Linked DNA regions of Homo sapiens: regions 1 and 3 are each linked to region 2. A link is an interaction called in ENCODE POLR2A ChIA-PET data of the cell type or tissue named here. Cell type or tissue: MCF 10A. All regions are shown on one strand.

Region 1 (5,000 bases), 100 kb before region 2:
TAACATCCCTTTTGCACTGAGCTAGAGCCACGTCTGTGACATTGGTAAAAGGAATTTTTTACTATCCCACTTCCTAGATGGGGAAACTACATTCTGAACATAGGAAATGGTGAAATTCACACCAAAAATTACGTTATAATAAAAACTAATCTAGGCGGGGCCCAATGGCTCACGCTTGTAATCCCAGTACTTTGGGAGACTGAGGCAGGAGGATCACTTGAGACCAGGAGTTTGAGACCAGCCTAGGCAATATAGCGAGATCCTATCTCTACAAAAAAAAAAAAAAAAAAAAAAAAAATGAATGGAAAAGGAATCTTGTTCTCATGAAGCACGGTTTTGGAAAACAAGAAGTGAGGACTGATGGGGTCAGAGGAGTGTCTAACGTGGAAGGGCGGGTATCGGCTCCAGCCATCCCCTTAAAATTCCTTTTTAAATTATCGTTTTCCCCCTCTCCCTTTCTCTTTGTAAGGTTTTATTCTGTCTTCTTGCCCATGACAAGTTCTTTTCTACTTACTGCTTAATGTGAAGTGGTCTGAAGATGAGTCTGTGTTGGAGTAGACGTGGAGAAAAACACTCCTTGTTTGGGAGGTTTAATCATTTACCCGATGTGCTACTGATATTTTAAAATGTCATGCTCTTCTGGTTACAGTTTCCAATCTGGGGCCTGCAATGCGGTGTGACCCAAATCAGCCGTCTCCAGTGTGGTGACACATCACCTCGACATGGGGCAGGAGGCAGGTGGCTATGTCTGGGCACCCAGCTGGGTGATTCCTCCAGACGTGCTCTCCCTGTCTTCCCCTCTGGCCCTCAGCAGGAAGCCAGGGTCTATTTGAGCTGTTGCTGCAGCAGCCATGTGCATACTTTGCCCAAGAGAAAAAAAAAAATCCTTGCTCTTAAACTTAGATAAATTATTCTAACAAGAGAACACAAAACAGCTTCTTGGCAGGTGAGGACCCTGTTTGCGTGAGATCATGTATTTTTCCTTTTGCTTTTCTCCAACAGTTTACTTAAAGGGCACCCACAAATAGAATGTCACAGTCCTGGGAAATTGTTTCACCAGTATTTCACTGAGTACTTGGGAACTGAGAAAGTACAAATGAATCAAACACAGTCCAGACCACAGCGTCAATAAGCAAATTATCTAAAAGAGGAGTTACAAATGCTAATTCTAAAGTCAGATAGAAAGTTCAGACAGAGAGATCCTGGAGTTCAAGAGAAGGAGCAGTGACTTGTAACTTGGAGAGTTCAAGAAGAGGTGGGAAGAGGTGGCCATTTTGAGGGTTCTGGAAGGCCAGTCCTATTTGTGTTTGTCAACTTGGGCAAGATGTCAGAGGGTCTGGGCAGAGGAGCAAGAAGAGAACAGAAAGGAAAGACCCAACATCTTATTGGGTCCAGAGGGTTTTCATTTCTTCTATCAGTAACACAGGTCCTAAATGGCAAAAAACAGTGACCACAGCTCATTTTCTGCAATATAGGCATCACTTTTGCTTTTTCCTGACACATGTAATGAAGTTTGAATCTATTTTTCCTTCCAAAAAGCTCTAAAAAGTTTTCATACGTGTATTGTAAGGAGATTTAGTGAAATTAGTTTTTTTGAGACGGCTTGTTGCTTTGCTCAGCTCCCTGTACTGTTGTAAAGTGCCAACGCATAACCAGGCAGCAATAACAGTTACCAAGAGCATTCCCTCCACAGCAATGTGGCCAGATGGCACTGAGTGATCAGGCACAGCCCGAGGGGCAAGAGGGGCAAGGTTTTGGCATCTGCTTCTTTGTAAAGGTAGATCTGCCGGGAGCACTTGGTGCCGGCCTACAGGAAGTAAGAACTCTGCACCACCAACCCCAGGCACACCTCTGAGTCATAAGTCTTGGAAGACTTCTGAAAGTCATAAGTCATTAGAATTATGCAACAGGCTTTGGGACAAATGAGACGTTGGAGAGAGCTATTCTAAAATCTGAAAGAAAAAAGCTAGTTTTAAGAAAAAAATCACAAATGATAGTTACATCTTTGAATATTGTATTTTTAGGAAAATGCATACCCCATTTGAGAAGGTTAGCGACCTTGGCCTAAAGCGTTGTTTATGTTAGACATGAGGAGTTGACTGAAATGTGCTCTCATAAGCATTTCTAGCACCATATTTACAACGTTGGCCCACAGCCAGAATAAGACGTGATCTTCCTATTGGACTGGGTTCATAGGAGCGTTTGTTCCTTAAATAACTCTAGTCTAGGCTGGGTGTGGTAGCTCACGCCTGTAATCTCAGCACTTTGGGAGGCCCAGGCAGACAGATCACCTGAGGCCAGGAGTTCGAGACCAGCCGGGCCAACATGGCTAAACCCCATCTCTACTGAAAATACAAAAATTAGCCGGGCAAAGTGGTGGGCATCTGTAATCCCAGTAGTCCCTGTAATCTCAGGAGGCTGAGGCAGGAGAATCACTTGAACCCGGGAGGCGGAGGTTGCAGTGAGCTGAGATCGCACCACTGCACTCCAGCCTGGGCGACAGAGGGAGACTCCGTTTCAAACAAACAAACAAACAAACAAACAAACACCCTCTAGTCTAGCAGAAGCCCATAATATGTTATTAGTTCTTCAACTCCATCAGTGCTTGGATCCACATATCTTCCAGGATCCTTCCCTCTTGAGTTTGATTCTGGCTGAACTTTCTCAACAAAAGAAGCCACGGAAAAAGAGGCAATGTTTCAATAACTGCCATTTGTTAAGCAAACTTTGTTCCCAGTTGTAATTATTCTGCTTCAAAATAGCATAACAGCACAGGGTGAGAAAGTCATCCACAAAATTGTTTTCTCCATCCTCCTGCTTGATGGACAATTGTACTCTCTCTAAAAAAAAAAAGAACTTATTTAAAATTGCATTTTGCTATTGCTCGAGCCAAGAATGTCTTCCTAACACTTAGCCTATTTTTTTGTGTGGTGGTCAATTCCATAATTCCTTTTCTACACTTAGATGTGAAGGGAGACTCACCACCAATATAATATATCTGTAAAGCTGAAGTGAGCAGCATCTGGAAGCCAGCACATCTATATCTGTTCCAGAGTCAGAGAATCTATCCCTCAGCTACCACCTCATGGTATACAGATGGTCACAAAGGGCAGAGGTCTCTACGTGATCTGAACTTTGTCAGCCCTTCCAGCCTCAGCTCCTACTGTAGCTTCTTATCCCCGCCATGCCCTGACAATGCCAGCCAGCACTCTTGAGGCTCTCAGAAGGCACAGGGTGTGTCCAGCTTCCATGCCTTTGCTTGTGCTCTTCTCTCCATTCACTGTGGGAGCACTTACATACTGCTGGACACACAAAGCATGCAGCTCAAGAGCATGTGAATGAATTTGCACAAATCCATTATTGGGTGTGGTATGCCAACTCTCACCAAATGTCAAGTAAATAATATATATTACAGGTTTCATTGTCAATAATATTTCTTGTGGAAATTATTACATATCTTAATATTTTCTACTGTAGATTAAGTATGGCAAAGACTTTCAACTTTTCTGCTAAGAATTAAATTTTAATTTCTTTAGTCACCTCTTGCCTCTCATCTGATCTATCTTTAAATAGATCCATCCAGGTTATGGTTCAATTCTTCTGACCAACACCTTTAGGAGACTATCCGATGCTTAACACTATAGTGTTAAGATACTTTATATTTTCTGAAACACAGATCAGGTTGAACAAGGATTTTGTATATCTTTTTTTGTACATAAGAGGCAGTCTAAATTATACTGTCTAGATGCTATTAGGATTTCTTGAACATTATAAGAATTTGGGGACCACAGTATAATATCGTAATTGGAAATAGGACTGGCCTGGAAATTCTGAGACATATGGTTTCCCTGCCATGTTTCTGAATCTTACTGCTATATTTTCTTTTGTTTTGTTTTGTTTTTAATCTCACCACCTACCACAGAAAGAGGATGTTTTTTCAATGTACATGGCTACATAAGACGTTTCAAAATCATACTTACAATGTTTCATTTAATAAATATCTAGAAACAAAGCAAGTTTTTTTAGTAGATTCCATACTACTCCAATTCTCTTCTTAGTGGATGAAAATAGTCTCAAGATTTAGGGATCCAGTTACCCAGACACACAGGGGATTTACTGAACCTAAATACCACCCAGGAGCTCTAATGGGAGCTCCCAGCCTCAGCACCCCATGCATCAATTGGCAGACTTCTTTTAGTGACTAAGGCACAACTACCTGCTGTTTTCAATTACTTCTTGCTTGACAAATGCAGTGGAGGTTACTCGCATAGTTTTTGTAAACTCCACAAAGTGCAGGAAGAAATTTTCAGAAGTCTTGCCACTGTGGGGAGACTTTCAAAGGCATCTGTCATGACTGTAGGGGAGGAAGCTTGGAGGATTTTTTGCGTTAATAAAGACATCTTACAAGGGGACTTGCATTTAGGGCCCCAGAGTTTCTTCAAAGTGGTTTCTATTTTTGACTTCTTGCTCATCTGTGTTAGAGCCAAGACGTACATCAGGGATCTCAGACAGCAAATTTATGTTTCCTAAACCTTCTGTACGCATCAAGAAATGTAGTTTAATGACTTGTTGGGAATGTTCGTATAGGTCATTTGTTGTTATTTGTTTGTTTGGCCCATTGCATCTTAAACAACACAATAAAACATTTGTATTGCCCTTTCCGAGAATGCACTGCCAGGTGGATAAAAAGTAAAAGAGACTGATTTAAATAACAAAGATACTGACACTCTCCTGTAGACTCTTTGTTAGACTTTAGCAACTTCTATGAGGGGATAATATGCTATTGATCTCCCATTAGCATGATTTTAAAAGGTCTTATTTATTTAACCATGTGCATTGAAAAAGATTCTCTTTCTATCTTACATAGTAAGTAATACTCAAAACAAAACAAAAGAAAACATAGCAATAAGATTCAGAAACACGGCAGGGAAACCATATGCCTCAGAATTTCCAGGCCCATTTCTAGTTATGATATTGGATACTGTGGCACTGCCTGGCCT
Region 2 (5,000 bases):
TGCCACAGAGAGTTCATTCTGTCAGTCCTATGATCTCTATGTTAACATTAATTCTGGGCTGTTGTGGCTAAACTGCAAAAGGAAAGGTGCTTAATGAGGCCTGCCTGACCTCCCACCCCATCATGTTTTTAAGATTTTTCCGGGGTCCCCTTGGCCAAGAGAGGGTCTGTCCAGTTGGTTGAGCGGCTTAAGATTTTATTTGTAGTTCTCACTTTCTTCCCTGTCCCCCTATTCCCTCTTTCTTTCTTGAAACTCAATATATAAAGTTGCAATAAGCATCTAGCTCTTTTCCTTTTGTCTTTTGGCACTGTTATTTCTATAACATACACAAATACTGCCAAGAAGCCAAAGTTTGTACCTCCTTCACCAACGTAAGCAGGTACTAATTTTTTCTACAACCTTAACAGTGACAGACATTATTACAAATTTTAAATTTTACCTAGTAGTTTTTTAAAGTTTGCCAATTTTTTATTGCATTATTTGTCCTTTTTGCATCAATATTTAGAAGGCTTTGACTATGAAGAATATTAACTGTTTGGTTGCCATATGTGTGTTCAATAATTTTTCCTACTATTTGATTTCTGGCATTATCTATGATATCTTTCATTATACAGAATATTTTAAATTCATATAGTTATATATGTCCTATATTTTCTTTATAAATCTTGAATTTCCTGTCATGTGTAAGAATGTTTTACTCATCCCAGGGTTATACAAATATTTGCCTACATTTTCTGATACTTTTATTGGTCAATTGCTGCATTTAGATCTTTCATTTATCTTAGGTTTGTTTTTGCACATGGAGTGAAATTGAAATCTACTGTATTTTATTCCTGACAGATAAACAATTAAACATCTTTTTTCTCACTGCAAATAATGTCACATTGATTATATATTCTTGGTATTCTTTCTTGTCTTTCTGTTCTAGTTCATTGATCTAATCATCCATTTCTTTGTCAACCCCTTACTATTTTGATTAGGGTTATTATAGTTTTATCTGGTAAGGCATGTTCCCCACCCCTCCAAACTAGTTCCAGAAAACACCAAATGCATTGGCATTCCGATTGAGATTACCTTCAAAATACAAATTCATTAAGGGAGATTGTTTTTCAATGGTAAGTTCTCCCATTGGGCACGAGGTAAACTTCCCAGTTCATTTTGGCTCTGGTTTTGTGCCTTTCAATGAGATTTTATAGCTTGCTTCAATGGGTTCTGCCCCCTCTTGCTAAATTTTAAAACTATATATAAAATTAAAACAGCTTTTTGAGATTCTGTTCAAGATTCTAAACTCTCTTCTTTACACTAGTGCCTCTTAAAACCACCTTCATTGGAATCACATTGTAAAACACTTATAAAAATGTATATTCTGGCTGGGCGCAGTGGCTCACGCCTGTAATCCCAGCACTTTGGGAGGCCAAGGCAGGCGGATCCTGAGGTCAAGAGATCGAGACCATGCTGGACAACATGGAGAAACCCCGTCTCTACTAAAAATACAAAAATTAGCTGGCGCACGCCTGTAGTCCTAGCTACTCAGGAGGCTGAGGCAGGAGAATCACTTGAACCCGGAAGGCAGATGTTGGCAACAGAGTGAGACCCCGTCTCAAAAAAACAAAAAAGTATGTTCCTATGTCCCCCAAAACTTAAGTCAAAATCTCTGGGTGTGCCCTAGAAACCTGCATTTAAATGAATTCTTACAGGTGTCACCTGTGTACACTGAAGGCCGAGGGCATTGCTTTGTCTACTTTACCCAAATAAGACCAAACATGCAACCTCTCCACACTTCCCTGTTTAACTGAGTTGGAATAGATCAGTTTCCAACACCTTCTCCCACTTGAACTTTTGAACAACCCCATCCCACTGCTTTGGGGGCCATGAGAACTGATGTGTGCCTCTCAGGAGGAGCATACCAGCATCTGTCAGGATACATTTTTAAAATGAGCTGATAATGCCTAAGACCATCATTGTTGATTCTGGCAAGGCTTCAAATAGCAGCAACCAGCAAATATTTCGCCCTTCCCGTGGTTTCTGGCAGTGTTGCAGCTGTTGCCTCATCTAGTGAACATGCCGGGCCTAAGGGCAAACAGACACTTAATTAGGTTAGGGTGAGCTTCAAAAACTCGAGAGTAGGCATAGCAGTAATGACCACCACACTTTCTCACTAAGAATACTCAATGCGTGCAAAGAAATAATTATCCCAAGAAGCCATGGTTTCTTTCCTCTACCCCCCACCTTTTTTGGCTGTTTTATTTGAGATCCATGACCTGATAGAATTACTCATTCAAAGAATGCAGTGGTGTTCAATCACACAATAGGAGCCATGCTCTATGAAATACCTGAAAGCCAGTGTTGGTCTTTAGATGTGAGTTTCAGCATGAGCTGAGTTTCAACAACGCTTGGTATCAACAGCAGAGTCCTATTAACAGAAGAAAAACAGTCCAATCCTGGCCTGACAGAAAAATCAAGGTGAACATGCTCTTTTTCTTCTTTTTTTTGAGACAGAGTCTCTCTCTGTTGCCCAGGCTGGAGTGCTGTGGTGCAATCTCGGCTTACTGCAATCTCCGCCTCCCGGGTTCAAGCAATTCTCTGCCTCAGCCTCCTGAGTAGCTGGGATTATAGGCACCTGCCATCATGCCTGGCTAATTTTGGTATTTTTAGTAGAGATGGGGTTTCACCATCTTGGCCAGGCTGGTCTTGAACTCCTGACCTCGTGATCCACCCGCCTCGGCCTCCCAAAGTGCTGGGATTACAGGCATGAGCCACTGCCCCTGGCCCAAAGTGAACATGCTCTAACCAAAAAGAGACTCAGTTTTCTTAAAAAATTCATGCTTGGTTGGTCAGACCATGCCCAGTGGGACCATTGTGGACATTTTCAACATAGTTGACTATATATTTTATTGATTGTTGTTGTACAAAATGACAACCATCTGCTACCTAGAAGCAAGGATCTCATATGGTCAAGCTGGAATTCAGGGGGCATCTTTTGTCTTTTGAGACTGACCAGAGCAGCAGTACTTCTTTCTGTCCTTCATCTCAGTCACAGACTGAGGGGACCGCTGGTCCATCAAGGGCCAGAGGAAACTAGATCACAAATGCACATGTGTGCACATACATATTCATCTATTCTAGCCTCCATTTATTTGGTTGTCTCATTGCCTATGCTATTTCTTATTTCATTGTGGTGTGTGTGTGTGTGTGTGTGTGTGTGTGTGTGTGTGTGTGTTATGCTGTTATGATGGCTTTGTGGTTTGTCAATTCAGCTAGGCTAGGGTACATTCCCCAGAATTTCCCAGTATGTGAGAGGGGTGGGCTATACCAGATACTCTCTCATAAAGGGTGGAAGGGAAGACGCAGGCATTCTGTAGCATGCACGCACTTTCTCCTAGGTGCTTCTGTGAAGAGACTTCACAGATATAAATAAAGTCCTTAATCAGTTGACTTTAAATTAGGGAGATTATCTTGGGTGGATTTTAATCAATTGAAATGCCTTAAAAGAGGACATATGTCTTTCTGTGTCCGGAATTGGTGGGTTCTTGGTCTCACTGACTTCAAGAATGAAGCCGCGGACCCTCGCGGTGAGTGTTAACAGCTCTTAAGGTGGCGCGTCTGGAGTCTGTCCCTTCTGATGTTCAGATGTGTTCGGAGTTTCTTCCTTCTGGTGGCTTCGTGGTCTCGCTGGCTCAGGAGTGAAGCTGCAGACCTTCGCGGTGAGTGTTACAGCTCTTAAGGCAGCGTGTCTGGAGTTGTTCGTTCCTCCCGGTGGGCTCGTGGTCTCACTGGGCTCAGGAGTGAAGCTGCAGATCTTCACAGTGAGTGTTACAGCTCATAAAAGCAGCGTGGACCCAAAGAGCGAGCAGTAGCAAGATTTATTGCAAAGAGCGAAAGAACAAAGCTTCCACATTGTATAAGGGGACCCGAGCGGGTTGCCAATGCCGGCTCGGGCAGCCTGCTTTTATTCTCTTATCTGGCCCCACCCACATCCTGCTGACTGGTAGAGCCCAGTGGCCTGTTTTGTCAGGGCGCTGATTGGTGTGTTTACAATCCCTGAGCTAGATACGAAGATTCTCCATGTCCCCATCAGATTAGTTAGATACAGAGTTTCGACACACAGGTTCTCCAAGGCCCCACCAGAGCAGCTAGATACAGAGTGTCAATTGGTGCATTCACAAACCTTGAGCTAAACACAGGGTGCTGATTGGTGTATTTACAATCCCTGAGCTAGATATAAAGACTCTCCACGTCCTCACCAGAGTCAGGAGCCCAGCTGGCTTCACCCAGTGGATCCCGCACCGGGGCTGCAGGTGGAGCTGCCTGCCAGTCCTGCGCCGTGCGCTCGCGTTCCTCAGCCCTTGGGTGGTCGATGGGACTGGGTGCCGTGGAGCAGGGGGTGGTGCTCGTCGGGGAGGCTCGGGCCACACAGGAGCCCATGGAGTGAGTGGGAGACTCAGGCATGGCGGGCTTCAGGTCCCGAGCCCTGCCCCGCGGGAAGGCAGCTAAGGCCCAGCGAGAAATCGAGCACAGTGCCGGTGGGCTGGCACTGCTGGGGGACCCAGTACACCCTCCGCAGCTACTGGCCCGGGTGCTAAGTTCCCCATTGCCTGGGGCCAGCAGGGCTGGCTGGCTGCTCTGAGCGCGGGGCCCACCAAGCCCACGCCCACCCGGAACTCCAGCTGGCCCGCAAGCGCCGCACGCAGCCCGGTTCCCGCTCGTGCCTCTCCCTCCACACCTCCCTGCAAGCTGAGGGAGTGGGCTCCGGCCTTGGCCAGCCCAGAAAGGGGCTCCCACAGTGCAGTGGGGGGGCTGAAGGGCTCTCAAATGCTGCCAAAGTGGGAGCCCAGGCAGAGGAGGTGCCAAGAGCAAGTGAGGGCTCTGAGGACTGCCAGCACGCTGTCACCTCTCATTTCCTGGAAAGAGAGCAAGCAGTTCCTCTCTGTGGACAGTAGTTTTAGTCCATGCATGTGGTGTGTGTGCATTGTTTTTGTTTGTGCGTCTGGGGGGGGGGG
Region 3 (5,000 bases), 160 kb before region 2:
ATGATATGCATTGTCTAGCACAGAGCTGAGCCTTAAACAATCTACGTACTTAAATACTTCCATCCGGCCACGCGCTATGGCTCACACCTGTAATCCCAGCACTTTGGGAGGCCAAGGCAGGTGGATCACCTGACGTAGGGAGTTCGAGACTAGCCTGACCAACATGGAGAAACCCTGTCTCTACTAAAAATACAAAATTAGCCGGGCGTGGTGGTGCATACCTGTAATCCCAGCTACTCTGGAGGCTGAGGCAAGAGAATCGCTTGAACCCGGGAGGCGGAGGTCACAGTGAGCTGAGATCATGCCATTGCACCCAGCCTGGGCAACAGGAGTGAAACGCTGTCTCAAAACAAAAAAAAATTTCCATCCCTAATTTTTCCACTGAGCTGCAAACGTAGAGTAGATTCAACTGCCAATCTGACAACCTCACTTGGCTAAGAAGAATGACAAACTAACCTGGCTCCAGGGAAACTCTTACTGCCACTGACCTTCCTCCCCTAATAGCCCTGACTTGTTCTTCCTCATCTTATTTAAAGTTACCACCATCCATCCAGACACCTCGCCAAAAATCTAGGCATCATCCTTAATTTCTTTCCTTCCCATCCACTCACATCCAATCCATCAGCAAACCTGTTGGCTTTATCTCCAAGATGAATCCCTGCTGTGTCAACTTCTCCTTATCTCCAGAAACTATTCTAGTCCAAGCCAAGCCACCAGAATTTCCTACCTGGGTTATGCATACTCTATTAACTATTCTTTTTACACTCACTTCTTCCTATAATCCCCACCCTATAAAGCAGACAGGATGGTCTTTTAAAATGCAACGCAGACGATGTCACTTCCCTGTGGAAAATTCCTCCCAGAGTCACCACTGAATATAGACTAAGATTTAGGCTCCTTTTGTGGTTTCAGTGTCCCACATGACTGGCTCTGCCTGTCAGATAAGCTCATCTGCTACTGCACACTGGATCACCTACCTTTCTGAGTCCAACACTCCCCCACGTGTCCTCAGAGCAAGTCAAGCTCATTCCTGCTTAAGGACCTTGGCTCCTGCTCTTTCTGCTACCTGGACTGCTGCGCTTCCACATCTTCACAAGGTGGTCTTCATATCCACGCATCATATCTTCACAATGTACCTTCGCATTGCTTCATATCAAATGCGACCTCCCTGGCTAAATCCTGTCACCTCCACCCTGGTCACTCTTTATCAAATCATTGTATTCTGTATCTTTCTTTCTTAGTTTTTTTAGCATGTGTTACTATCAAAAATTACGAGGTAAATTTGTTTGCTTTGTTATTTTGTCTCCTCCTGCCCATTCCCACCCTAGGTAACATGTAAATTTCCTTCCATGTGAGAAAGAACCTTATCTGCGTAGTTTACAGTTTGTCACTGTGTCCCTAGTGCCTAGCACAGAGCCAGGCTTGTCAGAGGTGATCAATGAATATTTGTTGCGTAAATGGAGTCTTGTGGAGCTAAATGGAACTGCAGTGGTATTCCCATGTAACTGATGGAGGAATAGACACTTAGGGATTTCAGTCATTTGCCCAAAGGTATGCAGCCAGTAAATGGCAGAAGAAACTAGGGTTCATAGCTGGGAGCCAGTGCTACCTGGCAGAACGTCTTCTCTTGGTAAGGCTAACTTGTCAGGACCATCTGACTTTAAAGACCTGAGGTTTTCGCCAGGCGTGGTGGCTCATGCCTGTAACCTCAGCACTTTGGGAGGCCAAGGCAGGCGAATCACCTGAGGTCAGGAGTTTGAGACCAGCCTGACCAACATGGAGAAACTCCATCTCTACTAAAAATACAAAATTAGCTGGGCATGGTGACGCATGGCTGTAATCCTAGCTACTCAGGAGGCTGAGGCAGTAGAATCGCTTGAACCTGGGAGGCAGAGGTTGTGATGAGCCGAGGTCATACCATTGCACTCTAGCCTGGGCGACAGGAGCAAAACTCTGTCGCGCAAAAAAAAAAAAAAAAAAATAGATCTGAGGTTCAGACAGGTGCCCAATTACCTACCAGGCTGGAGCTTCAGAGAGCTAGTGATCAGTCAGGGAAACCTGACCTTGAGAGAGTGGGGGTACCAAGGTAAAGGCAGGACTAGCCAGAGGTCTCACTGAGTAATTCATAGTGAAGCCCACCATAGGGGCACCAGGTTGGATGAAAGGTAGAAATCAAGTAAATTTGGCCACCAGAGTGAGAAGGATTCCATGGTAGCACTTCCCACTGCTGAAAGCCTGGCGAACACTTCCTGTTGCCTTATCTGGCTTTATGGTAGTCGTTTTCCTCTCCCTATTTAGAAGACATCCCAGTCTTATCCTTCTGGGCCATTCATGCTTGGCTAAGTTTCCAGCCCTGTGTCCCCTAGTGACACCTGTGTCTTGGCATGACACAAAGAGCCAATATGTATTAAAACAGCTCTGTTAGTAACCTGTATGGTGTTTAAGGAGCCAAGTGAAATCAGAACTAATAGTATTATCTGTCTGCTTAGTGCATAAATGTAATGGCATAATCTCATACAAGGAGCAAACAGAGACAGACAGAAAAACATCAGTTTAAAGGAGTCTTGTTTGACCTGTATGTAGTGTGCAACAGCTTCCTGGGTGTTCATGTTGCTGGGTTCAAGTCTCCAAAATAGTCAGCAGGCAGAAAGTCTCCTCTGTTTGATAACAGTCCCAGATCTGTCAGTTCGGTTGCCAACCCTAATTTGTAAATTCTCTTCTGTAAAGATTGCACAATTGTGCTCATTTTCTGTTGACTGTGGGCTGGCTAATGGCTGCTAATGAGTCAGCTGCTAAGTGACTCAGCACTGCATCAATAAAACAGATCCCTTCGTCCCTGAATCTGCTGGATGAAAATGATGTCTTCCTTTGTCAATGTGTCCCTTTTGGCCCCTGCTGAGAACTCATGACCTGATGTATTGTGTAAAGCGTCCCATCCTTAAAGAGCCCACTCTATCAACTCAATGAAAACCAAGAGGAATATTCCAAGTTTTTGGTGTTTTTCTATTCTGGTTTTTGTTTTCCTCACTGCAGAATGTTCACACTTGCATTCTTTCTAGTAAACTAGAAAGTCTCATCTTTCTTCTCGTGTAAGGTGTGCTATTGTTGATGGCACTCTATGGGCTCTGGGTGACTGAAGGTGTGTTAGAATAGATGGGTAAGAGGAAGAGACAATGGCCAGCCTTTGGTGAATCAGGGTCTGGTTTATGCCCAGACGCACAGTTGGCACTAGCAGTAAGACAGAAAATCTGGAAAAACTGAACAATCAGCTAGCCTTGGGGTATCTTTCACAATGTAATGGGTACTCAGCAACATAAGTGTCCTAACTGGCCGCCTCTCAAAGAAAACTAATACTGCATACACAAATATAAATTGGCAACAGCTTAAACACAAGTGCTGTACGTATCACAAATAAGATGTTTCACATAATAAAAGGTATTCTCTAGAGAGGGCCCTTTTCAATAATGTCAAACATCATTTGAAGTGTTCACATATTTCTCAGGATCCATCGGGAACAGGAAATGGGAACAGAGGAAACAGGAGCAGAGGACTCAAAGGAGGCATCAAGTTCTACCTCCAGAATTAGAACAGAAAAGAGAAAGGAAAGCTGCAAACCCAGTCAATCCTGGCTGTGCATGCATCAGAACCACACCAGCCTTCCACGTCTGAGATCCCGAGACAAGCTGCCTCTGAACCAGTAAGAGCCTCTTGCTCCTTCCTTCTGAGGAGCTACCCGGTGCCTGAGTACTGACTACATACTCTCCAGAGGCAAGTGTGTCTTCAGACTTTCCACCTTCATAGGCACAGTCCAGACCTAGTCGTCTTATTACTTCTTTGTTATGGGGCACTTTGAAATATAGAACCACGCCTTTATGTTCTAGGACACTGGTCTCTCCCCATTCCCTCTATGTTAGAACAGCACTATTGGTGCTGTGACATAGGTCACCCCCTCTCATGGACTTACACACTCCCTTTTCCATTTCTTTCATTCCATTCAAGAAATTTTGAAACAAGTGATTTCTAATTAAAATATTCACCTACTTTAATAATTTCATAATAGTAACAAATGACTTGTTAAACATTCCAATGTGTTGCAATATGGATGTGGAGAACTGCTCTTCTGGAAAAAACAATGAAGCTCGGAGATGTTTGTGACTTGCAGAGCTGGTAAGGACACCCAGGCCTGCTGACCCCCATCCAAGTGGCTTGTTCCTGAGCCTCACAGATTGTACAGGATTCTCAGATTGTGCAAATGCGGAAGTGGTGGTGGACAAGAGCCAGTAGCCTGTACATTTTGGTACATTTTCAGCCTCTGAAAAGTCATTTTTCTGTCTTGTACTTCAGTGTCCTTTCTCTCAACTCCAGGCTGCCTTACTTCCTCCTGAATACCCTTGACCCGTCTCTGCGCTTGAATCTTTGTTCACCTCCCTCTCTGGGATGAAAGGCTCTCTTCAATCTTCATTGGCTTCAAGACCTTGCAGGAGCACTACCTGCTCTCCGAAGCCTTTTCCCACTTCATGTCTTCTAGCGATCTCTCCCATCTCTCCTGCAGCTGTACCATCTCCATCACTCATTCAGGGCTTTCAGAACGTCCCTGATGTTGTGAAATCGTCTTTAAAAATATTGTCGTGTCCTCTTGTTGGGATATACATTCCTTTTGAGGAGGTATTGTGCCTTGTACCATTAATTATTTTATTTTCTTTTATTAATTATTAATTTATTAATGCATTATTCCAATCTACCAAAGATTTGAGATATCGTATGAAAATGATATAATCTGAGAAGATAAAATTAGCAGTCAAGGTAGTTCATGTGAAAGGGAAAACAAGAAAAGGAGACATGTTTTCACATCCCTAGCACCCCACAGAGTATCTAATCCAGGAACTCACTACTTTTTTGTTGCTTTTAGAGAATCTGTGGAAGAAACACAAAATCAAAATATTGATCCATTCTATTTGTATATCACTTTATAATTTTAAACATCTTTACATCATTGGGGC

Evidence for each region. ChIA-PET counts read pairs that join two places held together with the same protein. Peaks named below come from ENCODE experiments on the same cell type or tissue, not always from the same donor. Only the 100,000 strongest peaks of a DNase experiment are listed, where the experiment ranks them.
Region 1: POLR2A ChIA-PET joins it to region 2 with 11 read pairs; 3 of 35 experiments call an interaction of 5 or more read pairs at or near these places.
Region 3: POLR2A ChIA-PET joins it to region 2 with 16 read pairs; 2 of 35 experiments call an interaction of 5 or more read pairs at or near these places.

What each region holds. Positions count from the first base shown.
Region 1 is chr1:232,765,715-232,770,714 of GRCh38, forward strand. No RefSeq gene overlaps it. Among named protein-coding and RNA genes, the nearest start is that of LINC01744, 26 kb to the left of the region's middle. In MCF 10A, no CTCF peak of the experiment used is centred here; DNase peaks (open chromatin) are centred at 27, 1,817 and 2,157.
Region 2 is chr1:232,867,112-232,872,111 of GRCh38, forward strand. All of the region lies in intron 4 of LOC101927711 (a long non-coding RNA gene), which reads left to right. Among named protein-coding and RNA genes, the nearest start is that of MAP10, 64 kb to the left of the region's middle. In MCF 10A, no CTCF peak of the experiment used is centred here; a DNase peak (open chromatin) is centred at 2,030.
Region 3 is chr1:232,702,187-232,707,186 of GRCh38, forward strand. No RefSeq gene overlaps it. Among named protein-coding and RNA genes, the nearest start is that of LINC01745, 13 kb to the right of the region's middle. In MCF 10A, no CTCF peak of the experiment used is centred here; DNase peaks (open chromatin) are centred at 2,755, 3,265 and 4,145.